2 separate regions of the Homo sapiens genome follow, and region 1 is linked to region 2. Evidence: read pairs that join two places in POLR2A ChIA-PET (ENCODE). Cell type or tissue: PC-9. All regions are shown on one strand. Links, peaks and the distances in the headings refer to the core of each region. The heading gives the core; the rest is flanking DNA. Region 1 holds the start of LOC107984263 (a long non-coding RNA gene). Region 2 overlaps GBF1 (golgi brefeldin A resistant guanine nucleotide exchange factor 1).

The links. Peaks named below come from ENCODE experiments on the same cell type or tissue, not always from the same donor. Only the 100,000 strongest peaks of a DNase experiment are listed, where the experiment ranks them.
Region 1: POLR2A ChIA-PET joins it to region 2 with 47 read pairs; 9 of 35 experiments call an interaction of 5 or more read pairs at or near these places.

Annotation. Positions count from the first base shown.
Region 1 is chr10:102,348,417-102,359,244 of GRCh38, reverse strand. GBF1 (golgi brefeldin A resistant guanine nucleotide exchange factor 1) reads right to left here. Exons shown (of 40, transcript NM_001377137.1): 5 at 7,871-7,989; 6 at 7,294-7,402; 7 at 6,727-6,787; 8 at 5,591-5,645; 9 at 1,059-1,206; 10 at 516-739. LOC107984263 (a long non-coding RNA gene) reads left to right here and starts at 7,929. Exons shown (of 2, transcript XR_001747574.3): 1 at 7,929-8,043. In PC-9, for the core only: CTCF peaks have their summits at 6,752 and 6,952 (motif pointing right); no DNase peak of the experiment used is centred there.
Region 2 is chr10:102,255,519-102,266,346 of GRCh38, reverse strand. It overlaps GBF1 (golgi brefeldin A resistant guanine nucleotide exchange factor 1), which reads right to left. Exons shown (of 40, transcript NM_001377137.1): 2 at 7,313-7,418; 3 at 6,231-6,297. The coding sequence starts at 7,408. Among named protein-coding and RNA genes, the nearest start is that of GBF1, 15 kb to the right of the region's middle. In PC-9, for the core only: no CTCF peak of the experiment used is centred there; no DNase peak of the experiment used is centred there.

The sequences.
Region 1 (10,828 bases), core at 1,688-9,687, 93 kb before region 2:
ATGGGAAGAGGGATGAGGCAAGAGCAACTTGGAACTTACTCCCCTGAAGTAGCTGTCTTCCAAGCTGTCTCTAATGGGCTACAGATGTAGGGCCAACTCAGTGGTTTATGAATCACCGCAAGATGGCTCAGGTAGGAGTATGATGAAGGACTCAGAAAAACATCTCCTGAGGCTTCACTGACCTACAATGACTAGAACCTTAGAGACACAGAGCCTCTCACAGGCTTAGGATTTGGATCATTACCTTCCAGAAAAAGCAATGGCCAGCTCCTTCCCTTTTGTCAAGTACTACCTATATGCATAACTTGATAAATCTCATGAGCTATCTCTCACAGTGAGTCATGCTGTGGGTTTTCAAGGCAGTACAACCAATTCTGAGAAGCAGGAAAGATCAGAGCTTCTTTTGAAGTTACCCCAAGCTTCTTTCGAGCCAAGTCCTGCATAAAGGATCCAAAGGATCAAGCCATTTCCCACAGTGGAATACTGAAGAGGGACATTAAAAATCAAAGCCATACCTGGAGGTCAGGCTGCTCGGGAACACCTAGCTCACTGCTTCCAGGCTCTGTAGCTGTGCTGTACCCTGGAGAGCCAGGTTGCTCTAGATCAGTAAGGTCTTCCTTGGAAGTGGTTTGGGAGGAGAATTCCAGGCCACTGTCTGTAGAGGGACTGACCACTGCTGAGGCAGCTTCTGAACTTGCAGAGGAGATGGGAGTGGGCACATCAATGAAGGGCATGCCACCTGCCAAGAAAAGTATGTGACGCTTGAAGGAGAAGAAAGAGGCTGTGGGCAAAACAAACCCTCTATGGTACTAGGGTCTCTGTTTCCCAGATTACATGCTTATCTTTGCATATATTGGTCTCTAAAGTTGTCAGAGAACAACCTTAAGTCACTGCATAGTTGCTGAATGGTCACACTCTGATTTGACCTGGAGTTTCCCTTTTTGTTCTCAGCGCCAAGACCAAAGCCCCTCAGTTGGTTGGTCTTCAATTTCAAAATCCCTAAGAGAGAAAGGAGCTCTTCTTTTGTCTAATCAGAGGAAGTAGTCCAGGGCACTCACCAGTGAGGTTAGATGATAAGGTGGTTCCATTGGGAGTGGGCAGCTCTGAACCTGGTGTGACTTTGGTCATATGGCGTGGGGGCCGAGGGGATCTCTTCTGTTTCTTCCATTTGGATGAATCACTCATGCCTCCGGCTCTCATTTTCAGCTGGAAATATCATACCCCATTAGCAATGGTATTCAAACTAAGACTCTATCCCTATTAATCTCCCTTCATTTAGTCCTACTGATCTCTAGAAAACAAGCTATACCCCATATCTTTGCTAAAGTAAGACTCTAGACCATCAGTTCACATTCCTACTCTTCTAACTTGGCTTCTACATTTACCACTTCACAGGTTGGCATGGCAGCCTCCATGTAGAAGGTGACATTCTGTTTCTGGGCTGGTCATTGGTAGGGCCAGTCCTCACACTTATCACTCTGCTTCTCTGGGTCCTGAGTGTTACATTAAGCAGGAAATCCCGAGCCCTATGGATGATGCATGACCCTCTTGCAGAAAGTGTAAGGGCAGGGTTTCCTTTGCCCTGACACTCAGTTCTACAGGTGCATGGTCTCTCGGCTTTCCTCCTCAACTAGCTTGTAGAGCAGCCTCCTACTTGTAGTTTTATCCAACTATAAGAGCCTATTCCTTCCTGTCCTGGTTTTCTTACTGGTATGTGAGCTGGGCCTAAGCCATAAACATATTTTTTTTTTTTTTTTTGAGATGGAGTCTAGCTTTGCCACCCAGGCTGGAGTGCAGTGGCACGATCTCAGCTCACTGCAACCTCTGCCTCCTGGGTTCAAGTGATTCTCCTGCCTCAGCCTCCTGAGTAAATGGGATTACAGGTGTGGACCACCACGCCTGGATAATTTTTGTATTTTTAGTAGAGACAGGGTTTCACTATGTTGGCCAGGCTAGTCTCTAACTCCTGACCTTAGGTGATCTGCCTGCCCCAGCCTCCCAAAGTGCTGGGATTACAGGTGTGAGCCACTGCACCCAGCTAACATATCTCTTACTCTCTGGAATTTCTGTATCAGATTGGTCAAAAGCTCATTCCTTGGAGTTAAGGAAGGAGTGGCCTCCCAGTTTCTTTGTGGAGTTCAGGATAGAAGGTCATGTCACGCTGCTGCTGTGCTCTCTGCTGCTCCCAATTTGTTATATCAATGAGACTACCTGTCCCTCTGGCCCTCTCACTATTGGTCTTTCCAGATGCAGTTTTATGTTGTCAGATGGTAAGGCCACTGATTCCTTGACTCCTTGCTCTGTTGCACTCCCCTCTTGCTGTATTTCTGTTCTTCCTATAGCTTACTTTTAGTGGCAAGGGACAATCTCTATCACCTGTTTGTTAACTATTCCCTAGGATCTGTGTTTTTATGTATTTCCTCCATTCTAAGTTCAAAGTTACTTTGTTTAGGCCCCATTTTTTTTTTTTTTTTTTTTGAGACAGAGTCTCACTGTGCCACCCAGGCTGGAGTGCAGTGGCGTGATCTTGGCTCACTGCAAGCTCCGCCTCCTGGGTTCACGCCATTCTCCTGCCTCAGTCTCCTGAGTAGCTGGGACTACAGGCGCCCGCCACCAAGCCTGGCTAATTCTTTTTGTATTTTTAGTAGAGACGGGGTTTCACCGTGCTAGCCAGGATGGTCTCGATCTCCTGACCTCGTGATCCGCCCGCCTTGGCCTCCCAAAGTACTGGGATTACAGGTGTGAGCCACTGTGCCCGGCCCAATTTGTTTTTTAAGCCCTGATGTTTTCTCAGTTGGGTTTGAACTCAGTCCCTCTACAAAGTCATTCTAAACTATTCCTAGACTGATAGACCATTCTTGGATTGGACCATTCCTGGATTGGGCAATGGCAACACTCTTCCAGAAACCATTAGAATGACTCTAAAGAGAGCAGAAGCACTTTTTCTCTCTGCCTCTTCCTAAAGGCTGAATATATCCTATTGTCCATGGCCTGTTCAATTCCTTTTGATAGTGAGGGATTGACTCCCTTCCTCAAGCTCCCCCAAGCTCTCAGAACCTGGGTAATCTTTGATTCCTTGCTTAGAAACCACACAATTCTTCCATTCCTACCCATAGCTCCTTCCAATAAAGATGAGGCTGAACAGCTGAGCCCTTCCTTCCCCCAGCTCTTAGTAACATAGCAACAGCCTCATACTGGATTTATACTTCTAGATGATCCATCTCCAAAATGCCTGCAGTCATATGCTTAGAACTGAGCTTCAGGCGTACTGACCGCTATAGCTAAGGAGGAAGCAAAAGGATTCTCTCCCCAGGAACCACTGGAGCTCAACTGGATCAAGTTCATAGTAAAAAATGTTATGGGAGAAGAGTCCGCCAAACATGCAAAAGGGCAAGAGGCCAAGAGATCAATGAGAGACCTCCTGGCTCTACTGGCAGTTATCATTGAGCTCCCAAAAGTACTAAGAACTGGATCTACTTTTATGAGGTAGCCTTTCTCTCCAGGAGGCTCCCCCATTTCAGGGACTCCAGGCAGTCCTACTTCCACTGAGAAGCCAGTCAGTCATTGAGATTCCTTCCCATACGAGGATCAGTTTTTCACGTTTCCTTCTCTATCTTCTGCAAAGCTTGCTCCAACCTGATCATTTCAATTAGTGTTCTCAGCCTGCTGGCTGGAGTAGGGGCCAAGAGGCTGCCAGTTCTCACGAATGCCTCAGCCCTTAAAAGGTATAGCTATTCTCCCTCTCCTAAGGTCTGAAGGTGTGGGGTGGGCAGTAGGTATTCATGGAATTCTACGCCACCTTATCTGTATGACTCTGTACTCCAAAGGACAGTGTAAGCTTTACAAAAAAGGAGCAGGTCCCAGGTTAATAATCATGGCAACATGCTGGATAGCCACTAATGAGAGCTGCAGCTTGAGACTGTGCAAGCACACAAATGAAATGACACAATGCATTCAAAGAGAACACGGGCCAATGGACTATCTAGCTAGGTGTACATACACAGAGTTTTTTACTTTCAGTGACCTGTATGTCCACAACCACACCTTCAGCATGCACACTCTTGTGATGGACAGCCCAGACAGCCCACACCTCCTTCTCTCCCCTTTCTTCCTAAGGCAGGTATATGCAGATTAGGGTAATCTTTAGCTTGGATCCCTCCCCTAAGCTCCCCTATACCTTGACTTTTAGAGGACAGAGGGCATCTTCACAGATCCCAAAGTATTCCCAGTGTCCTGGGCTATCCTGGCACCTGGCTTCTTTCCATCAATCTAGAGTTCTAATCCTTGGAATGACCTCTTTAATGGTAACCAAGAAAAAAAAAAAAAAAAAAGATCCCAACTAGATGGACTACCCTTTCCCTCCAAACCCAGTCCAGGTAATCCAGATAGAGCTGAGGACTGTGCTTAAGCTCTCTATGCCAGCTCTGAGACAAGGATAAGGTAGAAGGGGGAAGGGTCTTGCTTGAAGGTCCCTCACGGTTTCCCTAGAAATGGTAGATCTTAAGCCTCCCCACAAGGTAACAGCAGACCCCAGGCTTTCTAGGCTAACTATGTGATGTTCAAGTCTTCCTTCTCCTGTATCCAGGCAACCAGATGCCCCAGGAGAATTCCCAACACTGCAAAGCTACAATCACGTGCAACTCTTCCAAAGCCGTGCTGTGTTACTAGGGAGGAGTAAGTTGTGCTCTACACAATGGAAATGGGACCCAGGTGTTATATATAAAAAATAAACATTGAAAGAAATAAAAAGGGGAAGGGAAAGAGAGGGAGAGAGACCTTGAGGTTCTTAAAGAGTAGTACCCTCTCTAACTGGTTCAGGGCTTTGGTCTGCTCCCCACTACTTAGCTCCAGTTTGTTGAGGAGACATGGAGATATCTGCGAAAGACAGGCAAACGCACGATTTAACAGTGAAATAAACTCAGACACATACCAACAGGGAACAGGGCAGGAATGGGGATGGATGACAGGGGAGAGGAGAAGGTCAGGTGCATGCATCACACAGCTAAGGGTCATCTCCATAGGTAGACCCTCTTAGGGCTGCAAGCGGAATCCTCATCAGAGGCCCGTGAAGTCCAGGGCTTCAGTTCAAGATAGAAAGAAGCCATTCTTTTGACCACTATTCTTCTCCTAGCAGTTTAAGAACCCTTTGGTTCTTAACTTGACTAATCTCTTCAATACAGACTAGCACAAGCAAGAGCCCAGTCTAATTCAGCATTGAGGTAGGATTTGGGACATAGCCTCTCTAGGCCTTCTACCTGCGGATAAGGCTAAGTCTTGAGGGGATGGCAGGACTTTCATCTTTGTCAACAGACATTTTTAGCCAAGACTGATGGGTACCATGCAGTTTCCATGAAGAACTGGCTCACCAGCTTACATGGTGGTTCAAAGATAGGCCAGAGCAGAAAAGCTGAGGAAGGGATATATCTGGAAGAGAATACATTTCTCACGAAAGGAGTGAGAGCTACTTCTAGATTCCAAGCAGACCTGTTTAGGCAAAAGCATATCTTTGCTAAGCAAGGTTACCCCAAGGCACTGAAGTTGGGAGATTAAGGTTTGGATGAGGGACAGCAGATCAGCTCTCAGATCATACCTTCTTCATGTTGGTCCCCACATAGTTCTTGGGTTCTTCTTTAAACTGAGGTAACCTATAAGATAGAAAATCCATCAACTGTCATTAGGGATAATGACAAATGTCTCCCTCCATGCCAGCCACAAACCAAAGGTGCTCTGAGCCAGAGCATGCCCTGTGTCTTAGAAAAGGCTACAAAAGAGAAGCAGACTAATTTCATCCTTTTCAGAGCTTCATCAAAGAGCCACAGGAATCGGGGGATGTGTGACATGGACAAAAGGAGGTAGTTGTGAGAGCAAGGTAAGTGCCCTTGGAGTGTGGAGGCTCTTTTTATCCTGAGACTGATTCCTTCCTGCTTATATTTACTTGGCAAATACTGCTGCCAAGAGATGGGGGGAGGGCAGTCTATCAAAACCCTAGGAGAGTGGGCAAAAGAGAAGAATTAACAGGCAGGTTGAAGTTTTGAAACCAGTAAATTTGAGCCTGAGGAGCAAAAAATTCTTTGCAGCAGGATCCAAGGGCAGTCTAGTCTGTAGATAATAAGGATTATTATCTATAGATTTGAGAGCAAAAAGAAATCCCAGAGGAAGGTTTAAAGCCATTGCCTCAGCTCTTCTGTGAGTCTGTTGAAAGGAGGTGCAGGAAACAGGCCTAGTATGAAAAGGCCTCCTAGGCCCTAGGCTAAGGGCCTTACCAAAGGGTAACCAACCATCTTGGTTTGCCTGGGACTGAGGGGGGTTTGCCAGGATGCAGAACTTTTAGTGCTGAAATCAGGACAGTCCCAGGCAATTCACAATTGCTAGTCACCCTAATTTTGGCCCTCTCCCACAGAAATCATGATCCCTTGAGTTTGGCTTCCTCTCTGGGTTCCCTTTCCCAGCTGCTACCTGCACAGAAACAGACACAAATTTGGGAAGCAGAATGAGGTCTGCTGGCCTATATTAAATAACCCTCTGCCTCCCCGTGAGGCCAAATCAGCTCCCTCCTCCTTCTCCCTTGCTCAGTAACCCTGGGCCCAGAGAACTACCCCCCATCCATAATCCCAGTGGCCTCTGATGCGGCTGTGGGGTTGGCCAGGTCCCTGACGTGGCTGTGTGGAAGCAGGCAGACTCAAGAGGCCTGGGCAGCCGGGCTGAAGCAAACAGCAGCAGGTTTACCTTGTGAAGAGCAGCTGCACCATGTCTACGAGAGTGTGCTCTGCGGATTTTCTCAATAACTCTGCACAGGCAAAAACAAATAACACAGGTGTCATTACTTGCTGTGCTATTATCAAGAGGGTTCTCAGAGCAGACTCCCCTCCAAACCTTGTTTACCAAGGATTATGCCAAACTTATTAAAACCAGCTCCAGCTCAGCCTGGCAGCCAGAACTTCACTGGCCCACTAGGTGGCACTACTGAGTCAGGGAAAAAAGGGGAGGTATAGATGTGTTCTAGGGGGTTGCAGGTTGGTGTCAATCCCAGAAACCCCAAGAGAGGGTGATTTGGTGCCTGGGCTAAGTCAATCTGGGATCCATCCCAACTCCTGCCCTGGCATAATGGGCTGAGGTCTCTATTCTAGCTTCACAATAGCCAAGTACAGACATTTCTTCTAGACCCCTATGATCGCATGAGATAGATGATGGAGAAGTCCTGAATTTTCCATCTCTCTGGGAAGACAGCCTCCTGTATTCATACTCAGACACTGGCCCCAGGAATGGTGAAGGGGCTAATATCCAAGCACCTACCACTGAGCCTCATTTCAAAGCAGATCCGGAAGCAAGACTGCATAATCTCACACACAGATTCATTGGTTAGGTGGGCACCCACTGGGGTTAGCAGCAGAGTCCGTAGAACCTATCAGGAAGAAAAAGGAATTACTGTGATAAACAAGGTACTGAGAGGTACTCAAGGGTAAGAGAGAGGGGTTAGCAAGAATGCTGACCTCACCTCAGCTTGGTAGAGAGGTCTCCAAGAAGCTTGTCCTTGGAATTGTTTCTTCACTTTTTATGACCCTGACATATTTCAGAACTGATTCTAGCCCTAGCCCATGAGCCCAAGAGATGGACGGCACAAATACAGTCGGCCAGAGGTACAAGTGTATTTAAGGCTTCTGGTATTTGACATCACTTCATATAAAGCTTTTACTGATTTTCCTTAGAAAAAGCTTTTACTTTGGGTACCCCAGCTGCTTGTCTGGAAACAAAGTAGCTCCCCTAAGCCCCAGTGGAGTCAAAACACAGTTTCATGCTGTGGGCAGAGTAAGTAGAGTCTGCGGCACCAGCCCCTGGCCATTAGCCTAATTGCTATTTCCCTCTCGCTTACCTGAAGGATTTTCATCAGGACAACTTCATCACTGGCAGGATCCGTGCCCACAAAACGAGCATGGGTGACAGCATCTGCCATGTTCTCCATGCCCTCTGCTGTGCCCTCATGGGTGGGATCTGCTCCAGCGAAAAAGGAAAGATTAAGTGATGTGGAGAGGAGAGAGATAAAAGGTAAGGCAGCCTGTCTAGCTTTGAGAGACAGTTTTTCCTCTTCAGTTCCCTAACCCGTGGCTCCTTGAGCTACCTGAGAATTTTTGCCCACAACTGATTTTTTTTTTTTTTTTTTGAGACAGAGTCTCACTTTGTGGCCCAGGCTGGAGTGCAATGACGTGATCTCAGCTTACTGCAACCTCCGCCTCTTGGGTTCAAGCGATTTTCCTGCCTTAGCCTCCCGAGTAGCTGGCATTACAGGCGCCCACCACCATGCCCAGCTAATTTTTTTTGTACTTTTAGTAGAGATGGGGTTTTGCCATGTTGGCTAGGCTGGTCTTGAACTCCTGACCTCAGGTGATCCACCTGCCTCGGCCTCCCAAAGTGCTGGGATTACAGATGTGAGCCACTGCACCCGGCCCCATAACTGGTTTTAATGAGCTCCTCAACACAAAATCCACTGGGTAAAACTGTGGTTCTCAATTGCTGGACCCATACCACAAAGTTTTGATTTTGTATGCCCAGAGTGGGGCCTGAGAATTTGTGTTTCTAACAAGACCCCAGTTGAAGTTAAACACCACCGAGCAGGGGACCATACTCTGGGAATCACTAGTATAAATCTACTAATTTCATAGACGAGGGGCCTGGAAACAAGAGTTTTTGACTCAGAACAAGAACCAGGTAGGGCCAAAGCTTGTGGCCTTTTCTCCTTTCATCTTTCAACACAGCTTCTCTCTCTGGTTGCTTTTGGAGTTTTGTGTTCAGGCGCAACTGAATTAGGGGAGCAGGAGGAGGAAATGAACACTCACTGCCGCCAATACTCATATCTGAGTGCCACATTACAGCAGATTGAAGACTTTTTTTTTTTTTTTGGAGATGGAGTTTCGCTCTTGTTGGCAGGCTGGAGTGCTATGGTGAGATCCTGGCTCACTGCAACCTCCGTCTCCTAGGTTCAAGCGATTCTCCTGCCTGAGGCTTCCCGAGTAGCTGGGATTACAGGCATGCGCCGCCACGCCTGGCTAATTTTGTATTTTTAGTAGAGACAGGGTTTCTCCATGTTGGTCAGGCTGGTCTCGAACTCCCGACCTCAGGTATCTGCCAGCCTCGGCCTCCCAAAGTGCTGGGATTACAGGTGTGAGCTACCATGCCTGGCCCAAAGACCTCTTCTTTAGTTTCATTCTTATTTAAAATAATATGACGACGAGCAAGAATCCTGTTTCCAGCTTAACAGGCATTAGGAGAGAAAAAAGATAAACTAAACAGGACTGGAGGCTGACTAGCTGGGGGGTAGGCAGGAGGGAGAATTTCAGCTGTACAGAATAAGAGGGGAGAAGCTAGAGGTCAGACAACCGGCACCACGCTGGAAATGAACACAAATGCTATTAAGCAGGGAACTCAGCTCCCATTCATGTATTAAATAGCCACGAGAAATAGCCAAATAAGTTGTCACCATCAAGGGTCTTGCCTAGCTCCTGCCCTAGGTCTGCTCTGAAGGATCCTTTCCAGAGCTGTTTAGTTCTAAAGGGGGAGCCTAAGTAGGGGGAAAGGGCAGGCATATGAAAAAGCTTTGTGAGTGACAGAGAAAGTTGCTCCAGAGGTGGCATGGTGTAATGCAGGAACACCCCCTAATTTTAGTCACAGGAATTATAAGATTGTTGTTATTTTTTCTCTCTCTTTCTTTTGAATTGAGACAGAGTCTCACTCTGTCATCCAGGCCAGATGGAGTCCAGTGGCATGATCTCGGATCACTGCAACCTCTGCCTCCTGGGTTCAAGCAATTCTCCTGCCTCAGCCTCCTGAGTAGCTGGGATTACAGGTGCCTGCCACCACACCCAGCAATTTTTGTATTTTTAGTAGAGATGGGGTTTCACCATGTTGGCCAGGCTGGTCACAAACTCCTGACCTCAGGTGATTCACCCACCTTGGCCTCCCAAAGTACTGGGATTACAGGCTTGGGCCACTGTGCCCAGCCCATTTTCTCTTTCTTGGTACCTGAAATCAGAGAGTTCCTGAGCCTAAAGCTCAGGGGATGGCTGAGAACCTAAACTTTTTTTTTTCTTTTTTTGTTTTTAAATAGACAGGGTCTTGCTCTATCGCCCAGGCTGGGGTGCAGTGGTGCAATCATGGCTCACTGCTGCCTCGACCTCTGGGGCTCAAGTGATCCTCCTACCTAAGCCTCCTTAGTAGCTAGGACTACAGATGTGTGCTAACATGCCAGGAGAATTTTTGTATTTTTTATAGACATGGGGTTTCCCCATATTGTCCAGGCTGGTCTTGAACTCCTGGGCTCAAGTGATCTGCCTGCCTGGACCCCCAAAGTGCTGGGATTACAGGTGTGAGCCACTGTGCCTGGCCCCCAAACATTTCTCTTGCAATGATAAGCCAGAAGTCTTTTACTAATTGTGAATGTTTCCTCTTTTTCTTCTGTCCTCATTAGCCTCCGACACCACATCAAGACTTTCTTTGTCCTATTTACAGTGTCCTTCTACTCAGCACTGGGAGTAGTTACTTTAGAGGTCATGCAGAAGGAAGCCAGTTTCATGACATATAATAAAATGGGGTGACCCAGCTCCTCCTATCACACCACCTCTCCACGTTTCTCCCGATCAGCACAAAAAAATCCCATACTCTCAGGGCCTCTATCTCATAGCCCTGCCTGACAGTCCCTACCCAGGCCACCAGGGCCCACATAGGAAACCCAGGTCCTTCTCAGTGTTGTGTAGCATTTCAGAGATAAGTGAATAGTAGCCTTGTTCCCATCTCACAAGGCTCCTGGGGATCCATTTCTTCCTCTCTTTCAGTAATC
Region 2 (10,828 bases), core at 1,611-9,610:
CCAAATCTTGGAGAATCCCCAAAAGAAAAGGTCTAAGAAGCTAGAACAATGTTATAGTTAATATGGGTACCTATACTGGGCCTCAAGACCACCTTAGTTTTTTTTTTTGAGACAGAGTATCGCTCTGTCACCCAGGCTGGAGTGCAGTGGCACGATCTCGGCTCACTGCAAGCTGCGCCTCCCAGGTTCAGGCCATTCTCCTGCCTCAGCCTCCCGAGTAGCTGGGACTACAGGCGCCTGCCACCATGCCCGACTAATTTTTTGTATTTTTTTAGTAGAGACGGGGTTTCACCGTGTTCGCCAGGATGGTCTCAATCTCCTGACCTCGTGATCTGCCCGCCTCGGCCTCCCAAAGTGCTGGGATTACAGGCGTGAGCCACCGCACCCGGCCCTCCACCTTAGTCTTACACTGAGAACCCCAGTCCTGATAACCAAAACTGGACATTAGGTCCTCAGAGCTAAAAAGACCTGGGACTAAATCTCCAAAGGCAAACTCCTCACCACCACACCCTCACACGCACATAGACACACGCACACCCTAAGAAGTCTTCCTCAAGCCCTGGCCCTGAAGGCTTTAAAGTAAGTCATTAAAAGATGATCCCATAAGAGAAGATTTTGGTTGTGATACTTTCTTTCATTCATTCATTCATTCATTCATTCATTGAAAGGGTCTCACTCTTGTCACTCAGGCTAGAGTACAGTGGCGCAATCATGGGTCACTGTAACCTCGAACTCCTGGGCTCAAGTGATCCTCTCGCCTCAGCCTAAGTAGCTGGAACTACAGTTGTACGCCACCATACCCAACTAATTTTTTTTATTTTTATTTTTGTAGAGATGGGGGGAATCTTGGTATGTTGCCCATGCTGGTCTCGAACTCCCAGCCTCAAGTAATCCTGCTGTCTTGGCCACCCAAAGTGCTAGATTACAGATGTGGGTCACTGCACCTAGCCTGGTTGTGATACTTTTAGACTGTTCCTCTCCTGTTTTAAACCAAAAATTTTCTGGAAAAGAATCTCTTTGTAATGATCTAAGTTTAAAGACCAAGGACAAAGACAGACTATATCTGGAGGCAAATGACTACAACCAAACACCACAACTCACAACTGACTATAGCCCTTTCCATAAAGCTATACTGGATGAAGGGAACTAAGGCTTGCAAGAATTTATCTAGTCTGGGAACAAAGAGATCAAAGACCACAGACCATATTGGCTAGAAGCATTCCCATAAACTGTCTACTCTTGTCAGATCTAAAACCAAGAGCAATATCAAGTATCCTGATATTTCACTTTCCCTTCCATGCCCCATCCCATGCCACAGATCCTACCACAAGGTCTAGCTGCGAGACTGAAGATAACTCCCATATGCAAGAGCCCCAAAAGATTCTTAGAAGAATAAAAGGAAATGTGTCTTTGGAATCTAAACCCATGGCAGGGCTTGGGCAGATGTAAGAGAGAGGCAGTGGCCCTTCTGCCCCTAAGGCCAGGACACCCCAGCCCTGCAGGCAGCACAGAGTTAACTACCCACCCGCTCTGAGAAGCACAAAGGTACATCACTGCAACATGCCTAACATTTACATTGCCTCTCTCTGCTCATTAAACAGGTTTTGGTTAAATAATGAACAAACTGTATTACAGACTCCAATGAGAATTCCAAAATTATAAATCAACTGGGAAAGCCCAAAGGGGCAGACAGACAGGGAGGGGGGAGAAGGATAATATTGACTAATATAAAGGGCGCAGCTTGACAGTGGATATTCCTGCCACACCTGATCAAACACACTCCGTGGGGGGAGGGGAAAGAGAGCAAGAGAGGGAAGATGGGACAAGACAGCCTGAAATTTGCATCCGGAAAAGATTAAAACGGATTCTTTGGGGATAGAGAAAATACATAATATATATTACTATAAATGCAAAACTGTACTAAAAGCTAACTCAAATGTCAAAGATTACAGTTTGAATAAATTTAAATATAAAAGCCATGTGCTTCCTTGAGTTAATGAGAGAGACATAAAAGGACAAACTGGGCCAGAAGCTGAACAGAGCCTTATGCTGCCTTTGCTGGGTAATGGGTCCAAAGCACAGCAGTGACTACAGAGACTTCCCTCCACAGTTCTGAGACCTGAGAAAAAACTGGCAAATCCATCACTTCTGCAGCCTACATTTGCCTCCTTTATAAACTGAGATATGATTCACATACTATAAAATTATCCTTTTCAAGTATACAATTCAGTGGTTTCTTGTATACTCACAAAGTTGTGCAACCATCGCTACTATCTAATTCTAGAACATTTTCATTACCCCAAAAAGGAACCCTGTAGCCATTAGCAGTCACTCTCCATACCCCCTCCCAGCCCCTGGTAACCACACATCTGTTTTAACTCCTTCAGAATAATCTAAAAGGAGTCCTGAGAGGACTTCAAGACCAAATGAGGGACAGCAGTCAAGTCTCTCTCACTGGTGGTAAGCTAAAGCTTTATCCAAAGTAACAGTATGCAAACTTTGCTCTTGGACACCCTTTTTCTTCCAAGAGCAACCCTCTTTTCAAATTTGGTATTATTAGAATATCTTATTACTCTAAATGCTATAGACCTTGTAGTCATCATACAGTTTAGGCAAATACTGACTGTAAATGTGGTCCAATGACATACATCTGTGAGAAAAACTAGTATGGACTTAGCCAACCTTACTGGAGAAAAGGACTTATTTCCTTCACAATAATGAGATAATATTCCTGGAGGAGTAGTGTAGGTAGTACTTATACATTTTAAAGATTCTTTCTACAAAAAGAGAAAAAAAAATCATTTTGGTTTACTGACAATGTCCAATGAACCACCCATTTCCAACAGTGATAGTCTTACCAATCAAGCCAGCAGAAAGCCTAGAAAAATGCAAACAGAAACCCTTTGCAAAAAAGGACCATGTCCAAGTCAGTTTCATGAGAAACTGGGTAGAAGTCCTAGAATTCCTGCTATCCCTCCTCCAATCTAAGTGGTACACCTTAACTGGTCATCTAACACAAGCACATTCCCTTCAGTTTTCTCTCCAAGTTAAAAACCCTTTCCCAGCCTCCTACCATTAATAAGCTTCCAGGAAAGCAGTCCTCCTGACACTGCCAATCAGAAAAATCTGTTTGTTTCCGTAAAAGAAACAAGAAATTAGTCATGGGTTGCAGAGTCCAGGACCACAGGGACAGCTGACCCATAAACCTGCTCCTGGGAGCCGGCACTGTGTGTGGGGTCAGAAGCAATATGAAGACCATAAATGCTCTATTTTAGGTCTATTCTGTCATTTTCTCAGGCAGGTAATATGCTAAAAACCAAGAACAATGTAGCAACCTTGGCAGGCACCATTTCAAGACATGCCACAGCTGTTGGCCTTGGAAAACACTACTCCCTTCCCTCTCACTCCAGGGGAAAGCTTAGCAACACCCAGAGATGTTCCTACCACCAATGAGAGAAATGGCTCCTGAACACACTCTGGTTTTACTAGTTCCAAGAGCAGATAATCTGGCTGGATTTCTGACCCAAGGACGTAAGGAAATCAGGCGTCAGACTCAACTTTGATAGCTCTTAAATAGTCTACAATTCCTAGACTGCATCATTCACCACAGGTATGGTCTCTGAGGTAAAATCTTGGGACATGTTAGCATGAAGAAAATAAGCATGGGATCTGGATTCAGTAGCAGGCAGGAAATGTGGCTCTGTCAGGATAGCAGCACCACCTCAGCTCCTCAAGGTTTGCAGAATGACCAAAAGGCCTACAAGGCCAGGGTGATCTCAGTCATTTTAGGGTATTCCCAGTCACTTATAACAACAATCCTTCACTGTGTATAAGATGTTTACCAAGTGTTTCCAATTATATTAACTTGTTTGATCCTCTTAATATCTCTTAAGAAGACAGTACTCTGAATTCAAAACCAAACAAAAAGAACTGTAAATCTCCATTCATTATATTTCCTTTCTAATTGGGATATGTAAGCTTTATCTGTAAAATTAAAAAAAAAAATCTGTGCAAGTAGCCAACATTCTAAAGCACTCAAGTACCAGTCGGTACAGGCCATAAAATAAGAACATGCCACCTAGTAGCAGCATTTGCCCTGCTAACTAGTCAACAATTGCCTCCTCTATACTTGATCCTTCTTAGCTAACATTTCCAAGCTGTTTCAATTGAGTGAAATTTGCTCCTTTAAAGAAAATATGGTTGGGAGGCCAAGGTGGGCGGATCACTTGAGGTCAGAAGTTCAACACCAGCCTGGCCAAAACGGTGAAACATCATCTCTACTAAAAATACAAAAATTAGCCAGGCATAGTGGCACACGCCTATAATCCCAGTTACTCAGGAGGCTGAGGCAGAAGACTTGCTTGAACCCAAGAAGCAGAAGTTACAGTGAGCTGAGATCACGCCACTGCACAAAAAGAAAATATGGGCTGAGCACGGTGGCTCACGTCTGTAATCCTAGCACTTTAGGAGGCCAAGGCAAGTGGATCATCTGAGGTCAGGAGTCTGAGACTAGCCTGGCCAACATGGTGAAACTCCGTCTCTAGTAAAAATACAAAAATTAGTCGGGTGTGGTGGTGCACGTCTGTAATCCCAGCTACTTGGGAGGCTGAGGCACGAAAATCGCTTGAATCTGGGAGACGGAAGTTGCAGTTGCAGTGAGCCGAGATCACACCACTGCACTCCAGCCTAGGCAACAGAGAGACACACTGTTTCAAAAAAAAAAAAAAAAAAGAAAGAAAGAAAGAAAATATGTAGGGAACTCTTAGATAACTTTAGCCCATGTTTAGGAAAGTAAAATAGATTTTTTCTCCAGATCTTCTCCCATATTTCTAATGAAAAGAAGAAATTTTCTTATTGTTTGTTTAATTTGCAGAAGCCTAAACACTATCCAATTACAGTCTGACATATGTCACTAGCCAAAAGCATTCCAGGGTTATACACTGCAGGAGCCCTTTGTGGTCAACAAAGGAACATAGCTCTGAGGCTGTCCCTTTCAGTCTGTATCTACATCCCCTTGGTTTTGACACTTTCCTCCTTTCCTGCCAGTGTATATGTGTGTGTGTGTGTGTATATATATACATAAAATAAACACACACACACACACACACACAAATATAAGGTACTTAATGTGTACATTCTCTTCTAATCACATGTACAGAAGCAATATAGAGCAAAGAGCCCTAAACCAGGCAACAGAGGCCTGAATTCTAGTTTTGACTCCACCTCTTAGGATTAGTGTGACCTCAGCTAAATCACTTTAAACTCCTCTGGGCTTTAACTTCTTTCACAAAAAGGGGACAATAGCTGCCATGCCTCCCTCACAGGGTTGTATAAAAGTTCAATAAGGTAATAAATGTGAAAATGGCTTTGAAAATTCTAAACATATGAATATATTATATAAGGTTACCGTGATTAGGAAAATAGGGGGCAAACAAAGGGACAAATGATTCTAGAACACATGAAGACTGAAAGATCATGAAGACTGAAACCAATGCAATAAACCAAGGATTGGAAAACTGCACCCATGGGCCAAATCTGGCTTGCAGATTCTTTTTTTTAAAGAAAATATAGGCCAGGCGCAGTGGCTCATTCCTGTAATCCCAGCACTTTCAGAGGCCGAGGCAGTGGATCACCTGAGGCCAGGAGTTTGAGACCAGCCTGGCCAACATGGTGAAACCCCGTCTCTACTAAAAATACAAAAATTAGGCAGGTGTGGTGGCACGCGCCTGTAATCCCAGCTACTTAGGAGGCTGAGGCAGGAGACTGGCTTAAACCCAGGAGGCAGAGGTTGCAGTGAGCTGAGTTCATGACACTGCACTCCAGCCTGGGCAACAGAGACTCTACCTCAAAAAAAAAAAAAAAAAAAAAAAGAAGAAAGGAAAATATAGGCCAGGCACAGTGGCTCAAGCCTGGAATCCCAACACTTTGAGAGGCCAAGACAGGAGGATTGCTTGAGCTCAGGCATTTGAAACCAGCCTGGGCAACATAGCAAGACCCTGTCTCTATGAAATAAACAAAAAGAAAATATATATTTCTCATTTATTTATATATTATCTATGGCTGCTTTTGAGCTACAAAGGCAGAGTTAAGTAGTTGCAGTTGTGTATGGCCCACAAAGCCTAAATTATTTACTATAAAGTCCTTTATACAAAAAGTTTGTCTATCCTTTCAATAAATCAAACACATATTTTTTACCAAGATTAGTAATCCACATACATATGGAGACTTACCTGTTATACTGTTTAAAACCTCCTTTAGATGACCGAAACTATGCAGCAGAGGATCCCGTTCTTCATCCTGTAGAACACATAGATTAAAGTAAGTCATTATTGGGCCAAAAGAGGAAAAGGAAAATAAAGGACAGATCAAGGGCTCTTTCTATGAATCCAATCAGAAAATCATTTAAGTTTTCCTTCTGAGGAAAAGAAAATTAGCCATAGTTCATATTTTTCTGTACCCTAATCTCTTATTTCGTAGAGATACTCTGGGCTTATACAAAATAGTGAATTCTTAAGTGCTAATCTATATCATCACCATAACACTCAAGCTACTACAGATTGCCAGGTCCTTTATATGTGTATTATTCTGTCTTCTCTCCCTTTTCATACCCACTATGTCATCATACATATTCATTTCAAAGATATTCCTGATGCCATGCTCACTTTTAAATCAATACATTTTTATGAAAGAACTTGAGAAATTTCCAAATGCACTTACCAACTATGTTCATATAAACTCCCAAGTTGGCAATTTCTAAACTTGCTTTTACAACTGGGCCAAAAATTGTTTTACACAATTCTACAAAAAAAAGTCCTCAAACATATATAGCAAAGAAAGCCAACTGTATAACAGGTAAGTTTCTTACTCATCTGATTGGTAAGATATGGCCTACTCTATATATGGAAGTTTGCTGAACCCCCAAGAAGGAGTACCATCACTAAGTCATGTTCTATGTATCAATAACTACCCTGATTTAAATAAATTTGATAGCTAATTATAGCCCTAAAGAATTAGAAAATAAAGAATCTTTCTGATACTTTTAGGCATACTAAAGAGGTCCCAAGCACAGGACTAGCTTAAGCTGTTTACAAAAATATTTAGAAGAAGAATGGTGTCATCTTTTGGGTCCCAGAGAAAAAAAGATAGCCTATATATCTGATGCTAGTTGGGATACAAAAAAACAAGATATCAAGAACAACTCTGAATTCCTACTATTCTCATTATTACTAGGAATTTGATTACTCTTTTAACCATGCCAACAGATCCCCTATAAAAACTTAGTGACCAGGCTATTTATCCATTTCCCACTTACCAGTGGTGTATGGGTGCTCCATCGGGCATTTCGTTTGATGGCCCCAACCACAATGTTAATCTCCCCTTGAATGATGTAAATATTCTTATCCACCATCTTGGCAAACCTACCAAAACAGTTAAGATAATAGTCTGGTTAATATTTGGTTACCCAAAGCATACCCAAGTTTAAAAATCAGTACCTGATAAGGTTAGAATTGTGATTTAACTTTTCAGTACCAAGATTTTCTTTCTTTCTTTCTTTTTTTTTTTTTTTTTTTTGAGGCAGAGTTTCACTCTTGTTGCCCAGGCTGGAGTGCAATGGCGTGATCCTGGCTCACCACAACCTCTGCCTCCCGAGTTCAAGCAATTCTCCTGCCTCAGCCTCCTGAGTAGCTGGGATTACAGGCATGCGCCACCATATCTGGCTAATTTTGTATTTTTTTTAGAAGAGACGGGGTTTCTCTGTGTTGGTCAGGCTGGTCTCGAGCTCCAGACCTCAGGTAATCCACCCGCCTGGGCCTCCCAAAGTGCTGGGATTACAGGCGTGAGCCACTGCACCTGGCCAGTACCAAAATTTTCTATACTCATAAAATCTGTTAGCCAGGTGCAGTGGCTCAGGCCTGTAATCCCAGCACTTTGAGAGGCAGAGGCAGGTGGATCACCTGAGGTCGGGAGCTCAAGACCAGCCTGACCAACATGGAGAAACCCTCTCTCCACTAAAAACACAAAAAATTAGCCAGGCGAGGTGGCGCATGCCTGTAATCTCAGCCACCCGGGAGGCTGAGATGGGAGAATTGCTTGGACCTGGGAGGCAGAGGTTGTGTGAGCCAAGATCGCCCCATTGCACTCCAGCCTGGGCAACAAGAGTGAAACTCCACCTCAAAAAAAAAAAAAAAAAAAAAATCTGTAATACTAAAATGAGATGAAGTCCATCTTATGTTATGAATCCAACTATCTGGCTCTCCTGGGGGTCTTTAGAAGTTCAAGGTAGTTCAAGATACAACTCAAAGCGAGTCAATCCAGAACATTTTTCAAAGGCACCTCAACAATCCTCAGGAAGCATGTCAAATTCTTCAAAGTCAATTGTTCCCAAAGTCCTATGATGCCTTTAAGTACACAGATACAACTGTAATGTCAGCTTGTTAAAAACAATATTTCTGGCCAGACATGGTGGCTCATGCCTATAATCCTAGCACTTTGGGAGGACGAGGCGGGAGGATTGCTTGAGCCCAGGAATTTAAGACCAGCCTGGGCAGCATATCGAGACACTCTCTCTCGCTCTCTCCTAAGTATATAGTCTTCCCTTTGTTCTTTTTAATCTACTCAATAAAAATTTAACTTGAATTTAAAGATTCAAGTTAAAGAAAAGAATAAAGGTTGTTGGAAGCATAGTGTTGGTTTAGAACCACAGTTGCAATGTCAGCGTAAAGGCTGCATCCAGACAAGGTGAAGTGGCTCACACCTGCAATCCCAGCACTTTGGGAATCCAAGGCAGGAGAATCAGTTCAGCCCAGGAGTTGAGACCAGCCTGGGCAAACAGTGAGACCCAGTCTCTACCAAAAAAACAAAACTAAAAAATTAGCCAGGCATGGTGGCATACACCTGTAGTTCTAGTTACTGGGGAGGCTGAGGCGGGAGGATCACTTGAGCTCAGGAGTTCGAGGCTGCAGTGAGCTATGACCCCACAACTGCACTCCAGCCTGGGTCACAGAGCAAGACACTATCTCTAAAAATATATAAATATAAATATAAACAAATGACTGCATCCAATCTGCCCAGTCAGCTCCAGAAAACTGGACAGTGACAGTGACAAGACCTTTGAAAAGTTCTGAAAACTCATATTAACTGACAGCAAGAAAGCATTAATATGATATGTAAATATAAAATAAAAGGTCTGTGCTAATATACCCAAACTTATAACCATAATTATTCCTAGAGAAGGTGCTGTGAAAACAGGGTGCAATCAGAGGATACTTGAGCCTTATCTGTAATCGTTTTGTCTTTTGGGGTTTTTTTGAGACAAGGTCTCACTCTGTCACCCAGGTTGGAGTCCTGTGGCACTGTCATGCCTCACTGCAGACTTGAACTCTTGGGCTCAAGCAATCCTCCTGCCTTAGCCTCCTGAGTAGCAGGGACTTCAGGCGCACACCACCAACCCAACTAATTTTTGTACTTTTTGTAGAGATGGGGTCTCACTTTGTTGCCCAGGCTGGATCTGTAATATTTTAACTTTTTACAAGAAGGTCGGGCACTGTGGCTCATGCCTGTAATCCCAGCACTTCAGGAGTGTCAAGGCAGGTAGATAACCTGAGCTCGAGACCAACCTGGCCAACATGGTGAAACCCATCTCCACTCAAAATACAAAAATTGGGCAGGTGTGGTGGAGGGCGCCTGTAATCCCAGCTACTCGAGTGGCTGAGGCAGAAGAATCGCTGGAACCTGGGAGGCAGAGGTTAAAGTGAGCCGAGATCATGCCACTGTACTCCATCCAGCCTGGGCAACAGAGCCAGACTCCATCCCAAAAAAAAAAAAATTTTTTTTTTTTACAAAGAGAATGTATTACTGTACTATCAATATAATTAAACATTAATAATGATAAGAGGTATATAATTTATGTCCTTGAGGCATTTATACAGTTTAGTGGAATAGATACAAAAACAGACACAGCCAGAGATAATAGAGAAAGAAATGTACCTAGCAAGTAGCTCAATTTGCATATTTTGCATAAGATGAGGCCCCCCAAGAAAGTGAAAAGCATGAAAACCACCATGATAAAGGAAAAAGAAACTGGTACAAATTTTGTCCAGGGGCCATGCGCAGTGGCTCACACCTGTAATCCCTAACACTTTGGAAGGCTGAGGTGGGCAGATCATTTGAGCCCAGGAGTTCGAGACCAGCCTTGGCAACATGGCGAACCCTGTCTCTATAAAAAATACAAAAATTAGCCAGGTGTGGTGGTGCACACCTGTAGTCCCAGTTGCCAGGGAGGCTGCGGTGGGAGGATTGCTTGAGGCCGGTAGATTGAGGCTGCGGTGAACCGCGTTCGTGCCACTGCACTCAAGCCTGGGCAACAGAGCGAGACTCTGTCTTAAAATAATAATAATAATGTGTCCATGCCCATGACAGCTCCCCAGTCCACAAGGGAATCCAACACAAGATTTATATTAATGACAATTTAAAAAACTAGGTTAATCTCAGAAGACTATCTGCTTTCCAAATGCTCTAGGAACACAACAACGTTCTCTTCTGAGAAGTGTCAATGATATGAATGTACAACCACGCTCTCTTCTGAGGAGGAGGAGAACTTAGAAATAGAAGAAAGATATATTCAAAAATGATTTAAAGTATCAGAAGAGAAAAGATTAAATCTTTCCTGGTATTTCCCTTTCCTTAAATTATGTAGGCAAGATGAATATGCTCTAGGTCTCTGGAAGGACTTGTAAGAAAATGCTAAGAGGTTACGGCCTCCAGGGAAAGAAACTGGATGACTATGGAACTGAGTGGTGGAGGAGTGAAAGGAAGACTAACTTTTCTC